Linked DNA regions of Mus musculus: region 1 is linked to region 2. The links are chromatin loops, found by intact Hi-C in ENCODE. Cell type or tissue: left cerebral cortex. All regions are shown on one strand. Each heading gives the region's core, and the rest is flanking DNA. Links, peaks and the distances in the headings are about the cores only. Region 1 overlaps Pdgfa (platelet derived growth factor, alpha). Region 2 has its middle 33 kb from the start of Gm38726.

The links. Hi-C counts contacts between places; a loop is a spot of excess contacts. Peaks named below come from ENCODE experiments on the same cell type or tissue, not always from the same donor. Only the 100,000 strongest peaks of a DNase experiment are listed, where the experiment ranks them.
Region 1: it touches region 2 in a loop (2.2-fold over the local background); 1 of 42 quality-filtered maps calls a loop at or near these places.

The regions. Positions count from the first base shown.
Region 1 is chr5:138,977,738-138,983,108 of GRCm38, reverse strand. It overlaps Pdgfa (platelet derived growth factor, alpha), which reads left to right. Exons shown (of 6, transcript NM_008808.4): 5 at 3,837-3,963. Among named protein-coding and RNA genes, the nearest start is that of Pdgfa, 15 kb to the left of the region's middle. In left cerebral cortex, for the core only: no CTCF peak of the experiment used is centred there; a DNase peak (open chromatin) is centred at 3,126.
Region 2 is chr5:138,898,606-138,903,976 of GRCm38, reverse strand. It overlaps the pseudogene Gm31891. Among named protein-coding and RNA genes, the nearest start is that of Gm38726, 33 kb to the left of the region's middle. In left cerebral cortex, for the core only: a CTCF peak has its summit at 2,614; DNase peaks (open chromatin) are centred at 2,555 and 2,734.

The DNA of each region.
Region 1 (5,371 bases), core at 217-5,216, 79 kb before region 2:
CCTGCACCTCGCAGCATAGCTGAGCCCATGGAGTGTTTAGCTTGGACAGAGGTGAGCCTTCTGTCTACATTCCATGGGACTGCTAAGGGGTCAGGTCAGCTCTGAGCCATCATTTGACCTGACTGCTGACGACTCAGTCTCCAACATGCAGGACGTAGGGGCTCTGCTGGGTTAGGCTCCAGGCTTCTGAAGGTGCCCCCAACTTGAGTAGGGTCTGAAGCTATGTCCTAAGGAAAGTCCCAGCTGGGCTCCATCATTTGGCTTGTGCAAAGATTTCAGAGAAGGTGGCCAGGCAGGCTTTAGTCTTGAAGGAGCAAGTCTCTCGGTCCCTCCAATGAAAGGCTTGAGATCCAAGGAGGCTGGGGCAGCGTGACAGAAAACACCTGGGATGTGCTTGATGCTTATCAAGCTGTGAGCCCTCAGCCAGGTGGGACAGGGGTGCCCCAGCCTTTAAGTCCCAGCCCAGCTTCCCCCGTCACTGGATGTCCATGGGGCACTTTGGGAGCCATAACCTAATGTTCTCTTGGTCAAGTTAAAGGATTGTTGTGGGAAGGTCCCAGGTCTCTGTGCTGTGAGACCTTGGGGGCTCATTCCTTTTATGTCTAGCTGAGTAGGAAGCAGAGGAGTGAGGGGCCTGGGCAAGCTGTCCACTTGCCAGCCCCTGGTTCCTCATCTAGTAGAATAGGCTCCAGTTGGGTCCATGCAGCTGACCTGCAGGAGGGACTGTGCCCTGTGCTCAGCTCAATCAGCACTGGCTTTTATCATAGACATCACTGTCCTGAGGCTTGGAGTAGAAAGACAACCCCCCCACCCCTCCTACCCCTCCTCCGTGCAGAGGAGTGATTGGATAATGGCCTGGCCAGGTGATCCTCTGCGTTAAACTTGAGGGAGCTCTGGAATGCATGGGGCACAAGTGGGAAAATGTAATATTCATAACATGTTCTGTGTGTGTGTGTGTGTGTGTGTGTGTGTGTGTGTGTGTGCGCGTGCGTGCGGGGGGGGGGGGGGTGTAGGGGTGGTTGTAGCCATTTCCTGGCCAGACAGAGGTGGCAGAGCGGCTGGAATCCTTGCATTCCCAAGGCAGGTGCTACTATAAACCGCTGTTTGTTTCTGTCTGATAACCATGGGCCTGTCTGGAAGAATGGGCCTCCCCAGCTGGAGCGGCTCATGAGTTGCTCCTCATGCAGGGGACCCCTAGGCTCAGTGGAGAAGGTTGTACTTGCCCTGCAGGCAGGGTTTGGGTCAGGCTGCAGGGCTGTAGTTAAAACCAAGCCAAGTCCCCTTCTGACAGCCTGTGCTCAGGGCCGCGTGAGGCTACCTGGTTCCCACCACAGAGGCTGTGGTGGAAGAGGAGAGCACCCACCACTGGTGTCTGTGGCCGTGGTCTCTTTCAGGCTTCTTCTTCTTTTTTTTTTTTTTTTTAAATCTAGGCAGTCTAGGAGTTTGCTGGATCACCAAAGGCAATAGACATCTTTGGAGGTTGGGGACTGTGGCATCTCTGCCTACAGCTCCTCTTGGGACTGGCTGATGTTTTTCTTTTGGAAGAAGTTCTCCCTCCCTGACCTACCTCAGGGCTCTTGAAGGGGAGAGACAGGGGTTGCCCTTCTGTTCCCTGGGGTGGAGTGTGAGACCCTGAGCTTAGGGACCGGGGATTGCATTGCTTCTGGGGACATGGTGACTTCCTGAACAGTGTTTGGGGGCTAATTTTAGTAAGGAGCCTTGTGTGAATATTGATTTTGTTGAAGCTAGCTCCTCCTATAGGGTGGCTGTGTCCCATTTCTAGGTGATTTTTTACTGTTGTGTCTTTTGTTTGTTTTGGGGTACATGGTCTTATAGCTGGGGGCTGGCGTGGAACTCATATTGTAGACAAGGCTGGACTTGAGGCAAATCCTCCAGCCTCAGCCTACCCCACCATACCCACTTGACCTCTGGCTGCCGCTGCAGAGAAAACTTTATTCTTTCATGAGCTACCTGGGTGGGTGTGACCACTGTCCCTATTTCACAGGTCAGGTTGGAGGTATCTGGATAGCATAGCCCGACCCAAATGCCCAGGTTGGCCCAGCACTCCACCAAAACATTTTGAGCAAGACCCCTGGGCAGAAGCCTGCCACATGCCTACAGCTCTCAGGGGAAGACCCTCCTTGGCTTTCACGGCCCCAAGTTGCTGTCCCTCCCGCTTTCTGACGTAGTGAAACCTCCTGGGCTGGCCCTTGACCCCTGACCCCTGGCCCCACGCCCTCCATGCTGAGCTCATACTTGGCAGACTCTGTTCACACCTGGGGCACCCATTCTACTTCCCACGCCCGCCAGGCACCCGGCACCCTTTGCACCCATGTTAACCATTAATGTAGCCAAGTCGGTAGCCACAGCAGAGTCTGGCTGAGTCTGGTCCCCAGGACTCTGAAAGCTGCCTGGCCTGGTACTCTGGCGGATGGCTGACCATAGCTTCCAAGGGTCCTCTTGGTGCCTGAGCTTTAATACCCTTGGGAGAACACTGGGGAGTGTTCTCCTGCCCAAGCTCCCCCGGTCACTCTGGGTGGGCCACGCACTGTTTCCAGCATTGAACGTCACAAGGCTGCCACTGCTAGGTGCTCTAAGCCACCCGGAGTGGGTTCAGTACTGCTGTAGCCTCAGTTTCCCTAGTGTATGGCGGGATGTGAGGTAGAGACCCCTTAGGGCTGCTCTGGGAGTCGGACACAGATTTGGCACTGGTTGTATGCAGTTCTGCAGTGCTGGGAGGGTGGCTGTTCTCTGACACTTATTCCAGGTGGCATCGAGGTTGGAACAAGCCGCCAGCCACGCTCTCCGGGTCACCTCAGGAGAGGGCTGGTTGTGCCTGATTTTTCTTTTCTATCTGTGGAGGTGACAATCCTGCCTCCTCACTCACTGGCTGGCCAGGAGGGTTAAATGAGTCCTGGTGTCTGGATTCTGAGGGAGGTGACCTAGAGGGTTCCCTAATGCCACGTCATGCTGGAATGGAGCAGGGTGCATGGCCCCAAGCTGCCTCCTGGTGCAGCAGTTGGTGGGGGCTGGAGTGGGTTAAGGAACTACTGGATGAGGGGGGAGGGAGTGTGTGGAGTTGCATTCCTCTGTTGGGAGCTGTGTGCACGACTCACAGTCTGTGGGGGTGGAGTTGGCACACTCACGACCCGAGTGTTGCGAGGATGAGGCTGTAGTGCTCCGCATCTGGCCAGGACGATGGGAGCCTTTGCCTGGGGTTCTAGAATCCGGTAGAAACTTTCTGTACCACCTGGAGGTGTGTTGCTGGGTTGGCGTGTCTCTCAGAGACCACAAGTTGGGAGGGTTCCCTCCATCAGCAAGCTTTGTAGCCACACTGCTGTTCCTAGCCAAGACTCTGGGTTCTTACTAACAAAGGGAGTAGTAGTATGTTCCACCATCCTACGTCCAGCTCACCCTTTCTTGGCTGACGCCCTTCAGATCTTTTGGGCAATTAGGAGTCTTAAGTTCCTAGTTCTCTTGCCTCCACGTCCTGAGCCCTGGGATTACAGGCTTCTGCCGCCACATTCATTCAGTTTATATGATGCTGGGGATGGAACTCAGGGCTTTGTGACTGCTGAGGAAGTGCTCTGGTAGCTGAGCCACATCCCTTGCTGTGTAGTCCAGGCTGACCTCGAGCTTCTGGCTGCTGGGACAGAAGCTGCCGGGACGGCAGCTGTAGGCCTAGTATCGTTGGGGTTTATTTCGAATGAAAGCAGACCTGAGCTCAAGGGAAGATGCCTTGAAGAGAGTTAGGTATCTGAGTCCTGGTTTGGGGTGCCCCAAGCAGGTCTCCTTTGGGTACATGGTTTTGACACTGGCTTTTGTTTCCTCGGCAGGTGGCCAAAGTGGAGTATGTCAGGAAGAAGCCAAAATTGAAAGAGGTCCAGGTGAGGTTAGAGGAACACCTGGAGTGTGCATGTGCGACCTCCAACCTGAACCCAGACCATCGGGAGGAGGAGACAGGTGAGTGGCCAACACTGTCTGATTTGCTGTGTGTGGGTCCTGAGGGATATGGGATGAGTGATCTGTCACATCTGACCCAGCCAAGCCCATCACAGCGATGGGAAAAGTTGCTTGAGTAAACAAGTCAGCAGGCCTGGATTTGCCAGCTGTCCACACTAGCTTGCAGAGTGACAGTCAGGGAAACTGCCTGCAGGTGCCACCTCCAGGTGGAACAGTAGACACTGGATTCGGGCTGTACCCTGCTGCCCAGGGTCTTGCCCTTCAGTCCTGCCCAGCACACCTGTATATGCCAACATTCAGGCAGCCCAGGTGCAGAGATAGACCCGGAAGTGTCTATGCACCAGGGTGGATCAGGCTTTCTCTCTGAAAGATAAACACCTTCAGTATTTATTACTGTGGCTTCCCACCCCAGGCCCTCCGGAGGCCACTCACCTCCCCTGCCCTTTCCTTGACAGGAAGGCGTAGGGAATCAGGTAAAAAGCGGAAAAGGAAAAGGTTAAAACCCACCTAAGGCGGCCGACCAGGTAGGCCCTGCCCGCCGGGTGAGCTGGGGACTCCCTCGCACAGGGCTGGGACACAATCAAGACAGGCGAATCCCGCTTCCGTGGGCCCTGATTGGCTCAAGGTTCTGTGTGCTTCTGGGACTGCTCGGCCGGGTCTCCTTGCAGCTACAGCTTTGCCCTTCTCTTGGTCGTTGATCAGGCACCCGAGTGCCCCATGGCGGGAAGGGTGGGTGGGGGCTTCTGGTGGCTCTGGTGGAGTTATCTGGGGAGAGACTGCCCACTGCGCTGACTGGCGGAAGGACTGAGACGTTTACCGAGGAGGAGGAGGAGGCTGAGTGGATCTGAAGAGTTAAGTGGCCAGGGCAGTCAGTCAGTCATCTTTTGTAACCAGCAGTGACCTCAGGAAAGGAGGAAGAGGTTAATGATCCGTGTAAGACCAGATGGGGTGGTCTTTTGTACTGTGGGTTCTGTCCTTAAAATTACCGCCAGGACCCATGGAGGCTGCTCCAGGGGTGGAAGAGTCAGGCAGGTAAAGAAGGGCTGTAGAGCCTCTTAGGAATGCTTGTTGCAAACCCACCCTGTGATGGCTGCTTTTCCCCGGAAGTGTAGGGAATGTAGGTGGGGCATATCATTTCCCAGACCTGTCCTGAGTGTCAGCTTGTCTGGCTCAGAGGGCTGGAGCCTGTCTGGCTGAGCCCTTCCTCCTGGCACATGCGACTTAGGGGCATCCAAGACAAACAGTTATTCTGGGCAGGAGAGTCCTCAGAGATAGGGTGTCTGAGAACCCTGGCTCCCACACGAGGGTGCCTGGGGATGCCTGTCTTGGGCATTTGTCTCCTTGGGCAGGTCCTTGGGGTTGTTCCATGTGGCTCTGACAGGGACTGCTGCTGACAGGGACCCCTTCA
Region 2 (5,371 bases), core at 229-5,228:
CCGTGTAGCTTAGTGACCATTAAAGGCATCATATCTAAAAATAAGGCCCTCCCTGTGTCCATGTGAAGCTGCAGAGGATCTGGAAGAGCTCAAACAGCTTCAAAACATAATAGTGGAGCTGGCAGATGAACTGTAATCAGGACAGCGTGTCAAGGTCAAGCTAGACAAATAGATTTGTGGGACAGAATAGAAACACACACATGTGGACAACTGACTATTAAGACAGGATTCTGTGAGGAATAGTCTTAAATAAACGATGCCAGAGCCATTAGATCTCTATTGTCGATTCATCTATTTATCTGTCTACCTACTGCCAGCCATCTGTGTATCTATCATCTTCTGTATCTGTTAACTCATCTACCTAATATCTATGCACCCATTTGTCACCTATTACTTATATATTCATAATCACCTGTCATCAATTTAAGCCTAACATCATCTATTTATTATCTATATACTTATTTATATGTATATATATTCATGAGTGTGTTCATGTGGCTACACGTATGTGTTTGTGTGTGTCTGTGTGTGGGTGTGTGTGGGGGGTGTAGTTCAACACTGTATGTCTGCCCCAATTGTTCTTTACCTCATTTTTGAGATCAGGTCTCATTGAACTTAGTGCTTACTGATTTTGGCTAAGCTTGCTAGCCATTAAACCCCATGGGTGTGCACTTCTGCACCTGGCTTTTTGCATGGCTGCTGGGAATCTGAACTCAGGTCCTCATGTGTGTGTAGCAAACACTTTACCTACATCTGTTTCCTATCTTTGTTTCCATTTTCTGGCTCCACTAATCTGTCTTCCCTTTATCTACATCTTGACCCATCTGTTACACAACAGACCAAACATAATTCAACGTAGGTTATAGGCTTAAGTGAAAAATTTGTACCTTGGAAACTTTTAGAGAGGCTAGGGACACAGATCATCCAGTAAAGTGCCTGCGATGAGGATGTGAAGACCTGGGTTTGGATCCCTTGCACCCAGATAAAAGCCAGGCGCAGAGACAGACTGATGTCATTCCAGCTCTGGGGCAGAGACAGGGCAATCTCTAGAGCTCGCTGGTGAGCCAACCTAGACAAATCAGGGAACTCCAGCTCCATTTAGAGATGCTGTCTCAAAACACAAGATAGAAAGTGATTGAGGAATGTTGCTGTCTCTATCCATGTGTGTTCACATGGCTTGTGTTCTTATGCTAATTATGTTACTCAAATACCTGTTTGCACTGTCCGGCTAGTAGGACTAAGGGAAGCCTGTCCCCAGTTAGTTTTTGACTGGTCAACAAAATTACCAGCAGACAATGGCTGGACAGGGAGACAGAGGCAGGACTTTTAGGATTCCCAGGAAGGGACCAAGGAAGGAGGATGAGGGGAGTCCACCATGATGAGGGCGTAGGAGATGGACCACACTGGAAAGGTACAGGAGGGTGAGACAGCCAACATGTAGGTATAAGGGGAAAGTGGCCCCAGGAGGGCTGTCCAGCAGGGTCCAGGACAACAAAGGTCAAATATAGAATTAGTAATTATTAACTCAGGAATATTGAGGGGAGTGTCTGTTAGCCATGTGGAGTTACTCAGTGGCCCAGCCTTTGAGCTGCTTAAGATATTTAAAATATAGAGGTGTTTATGTACATCTTTCTTTTGGGGACCCAGAACATTGGGATAGTAGCGAGAAGCATGTGCGCACTTGACGGGAATTATAGAGCAGATTAATCAAATACTACAACAGCTACACAACACACACACACACACACACACACACACACACACTCACACACACACACACACACACACACACACACACACACACACACCACATTCTGGAAGATCACAAGAAGGAACATCTTTGTGATTTGGGGTTCCGTGAAGATTTTTTAGGTATGACACCACAGACAGAATCAATAGACATAAAAGTGAACACATCGATATCTTCAAAAGCAATGCTTTTATTTTTCTGATGACCTTGCTAAGAGAACAACAACAACAACAACAATAACAACAACAACAACAACAACAAGAGGTCTCTGAAAACTCACTGATTGAAAGCAGTAATAAAACAAAACAAAACAAAACAAACAAACAACAGTAAGAAAGAGAAGATGGAAACATATGTAGAGGTGACAAATCAGTTAGGGAAACAACTGGAGCTCAGTGAAGTCCCATCACATACTGGCCAGAGTGGCTAAAACTAGGACCTGCCCACCCCAAGTGTAGACAAGAATGGGTGATGTGAAGAAGCCAGCGTGCTCCTCCATTGCTGACAGGAATGTTAAAAAAAGGAAAAGAAATAATATTGACAGCAATAACAACAATAAAAAAAACAAGAGACACTTTGGGAAACAGTTGGCCAATTTCTCAGAGGATGAATATCCCTAACTACCAGAGCCAGCTGTTCCTCTCCCAGGCATTCACCCAAGAGAAATGAAAACATACATTCATAAGACTGTGCACAAATGTTCACAGTGAGTTTATCTGGATTAGTCTCAAACCGGAAGCAACCCAGAGCCCCACACTCCAGAAGACGTGAGTGGGAGAACACCGTTTGTGGTGTCGTGTGGTTGTCTGCAGAAAGGAGGTGTAGGCTCAGCTGCATGGCATGAAGAACCACTGTGCTGGGGGATTCCATTCGCCTGGGATTCTGGGTATGCAGAGCAGCACGGACTGTGTGAGCGTGGGCTGTTTGCTCTGTCGCCAGGACTGTTCGGGCATCGGTTATAAGCCATGCAGATCAATTCTGAACTTTACACGTGCAGCCCGTTGTATGACTCCACGCTGCCTGAGTCATTGGTGGGAAGGTGCTAGGATTTAAACTGATCCTTCCTTGCATCAATTCCAGCACAATCACACCCACTACTACAACGGCTGAGTCAACTCAGATACACAGAGAGGAGCTGCTACAGAGTGATTTCAAGGCCAGCCCGGGCCACAGAAGGAGTTCATCTCAAAGTAAAGAGCATAAAAACAGGCATGATGGCTCAGTAGATGAACCACTTGCTGTGTAAGTGTGAGGCCAGAGATTGGACCCCCAGTACCTATGTACATAAGAAGCCAGGAAGGCATGGCAGCTAACCTGTAACCCTAGTGCCTGGGAAGAAGAGACAAAGACTCCTTGGGGCAAGATGGCTAGCTAGACTGCCTGAATTGGTATGTCCCAGGTCCAGCAACAGGCCATGGTGGGGGGATAGTTCAGGAGGTAAAGAGCTTATTATGCAAAAATGAGGACCTGAGTTAGATCTCCCACGTAAGGGATAAACATGGTTGCCTGGGTAATTCTCGTGCCCAGGAGGAAGAGACAGGCAGATCCCTGGGGATCATCCAGACTAGACTAATTGTGTGTGCCAGGACAGTTAGAAAACTTGTCACAAAAACAACGCATATGGAACCTGCGGAATGACACCTAAGGTTGTTCTCTGGCCTCTACATGCACGCACAACTCAACACAAACGTATGCACACACATTAAAACAGAACAGACAAACAAGTAAACAAAAACAGGCTCATGAATGTAGCTCGATGGTAGAGCTAAGAATCTCTCGATGAGGGGCTGGGGGTGTGGCTCAGTGGTAGAGCTCCTGCCTAGAATCCCCCAGGGAGGAGCTGGGGTGTGGCTCAGTGGTAGAGCCCCTGCCTAGAATCTCCCAGTGAGGGGCTGGGGTGTGGCTCAGTGGTAGAGCCCCTGCCTAGAATCTCCCAGTGAGGGGCTGGGGTGTGGCTCAGTGGTAGAGCCCCTGCCTAGAACCCCCCAGGGAGGAGCTGGGGGTGTGGCTCAGTGGTAGAGCCCCTGCCTAGAATCCCCCAGTGAGAGGCTGGGGGTGTGGCTCAGTGGAAGAGCCCCTGCCTAGAATCCCCCCAGGGAGGGGCTGGGGGTGTGGCTCAGTGGTGGAGCCCCTGCCTAGAATCTCCCAGTGAGGAGCTGGGGTGTGGCTCAGTGGTGAAGTCCTTGCCTAGAATCCCCCAGGGAGGGGGTGGGGGTGTGGCTCAGTGGTAGAGCCCCTGCCTAGAATCCCCCAGGGAGGGGCTGGGGGCGTGGCTCAGTGGTGGAGTCCTTGCCTAGAATCCCCCAGTGAGGGGCTGGCAAGTGTGCCTTGGCAGTGGAGTTCCTGTGCAGCATGTGAGGTCCTCGGTTCTGTCCCCAGGAAGCACATACAGCTTGGACTATGTGCGATATCCTTCATCTCTTCCTAAGATTATTTATGTATGTCACATGAACAGGATGAAAATGCTGTCTGTTGGTGCTACTGTGTATCACTTCCTAACCCTGATGTAAGGACATCACCTGTGACTTCAGCTTAGGTATGTCAGGAGCATTTTCTTGACACCTCAGCAATTGGCTGACACCACACGCCCTGCCCGCCTTTCCCCAGGGCTGGCAGTGAAATATTCACCTTCTCTGAAGCCTGGTTATCTTGGAACAGGCTCTGCCATGGGTGGGGAGGGCGTGGTGACAGGCATGTGTGGCAGAGAAACTACCTGTCTAAGAGACACTGGAGGAGATGCCAGCCTGAGGCCTGGGGCTCTGTCTTCTGCTCAGTATCTTCCAGGCTCTGTCACTCATCTGTATGGCTCCTGCAGCTACTCCCTTCTCTTCCTCAGCTCCATTCTACTCAAAACATCTGCAGAGACCATGTGCCCTCCCTGGGTCTCCACAGGAGTAACTGCAAGCTCTTCAGGGTCCAAGCTTGAGTCTTGCCAACTCTGAGGCTTTGAATAGACACCTTGCTTTTTTTTTCCCCTTGTCGGTTGGGATAGTCTATGAGCTCGGACTCATGAAGGCATCCCTTGACAGATAAGTGCCCATGGGCAGTCACCCTGGAGGGCGATGGCTAGTACTCATGGCCCCAGAAACCCTGGCTCAATAGGAACCTTTACTTACAGACACTGGTAGACTGGACCCCTGAGCCTACCCATGGGGCTTATTCTACCTCAGCTAGAATGGCACTAGCAGACAGGGCTGCCGACCACCAAAGCAAGGGGTTCCTCAGGGTGAAGATATATACGGGAAGTGAATTCCAAGGTGCCTAAGTGACAGGTCAGAACCTCTCTATTGTCACCTCCAGTTTGTTCTGGGAGCTCAGGTGCCCCTTCGTGCACTGAGAAAGCCGCCATGCTCATTCGTTCAAAACCTGAGCGGGCTCCAGCTGCCAGCACAGAGTGAGAGGGCGATGCTCTTGTCAGGCGAAGGCTGAGGGGTCTCATCAACACTCTGGAGGGCACAGCCTGGCTTCAGAGCAGTGCTGCATGGCACCATCCCAGCTCTCCCGTCCTCACCCCGAGCTGTGCCCTGCAGACAAATACACATTCCTCAGCAATGAGATCAGCGGGCCCCCAGCAGGAGCTGCTGGGGAACTTGTCCCCACTTGTGATGACAGTAGGTCAGA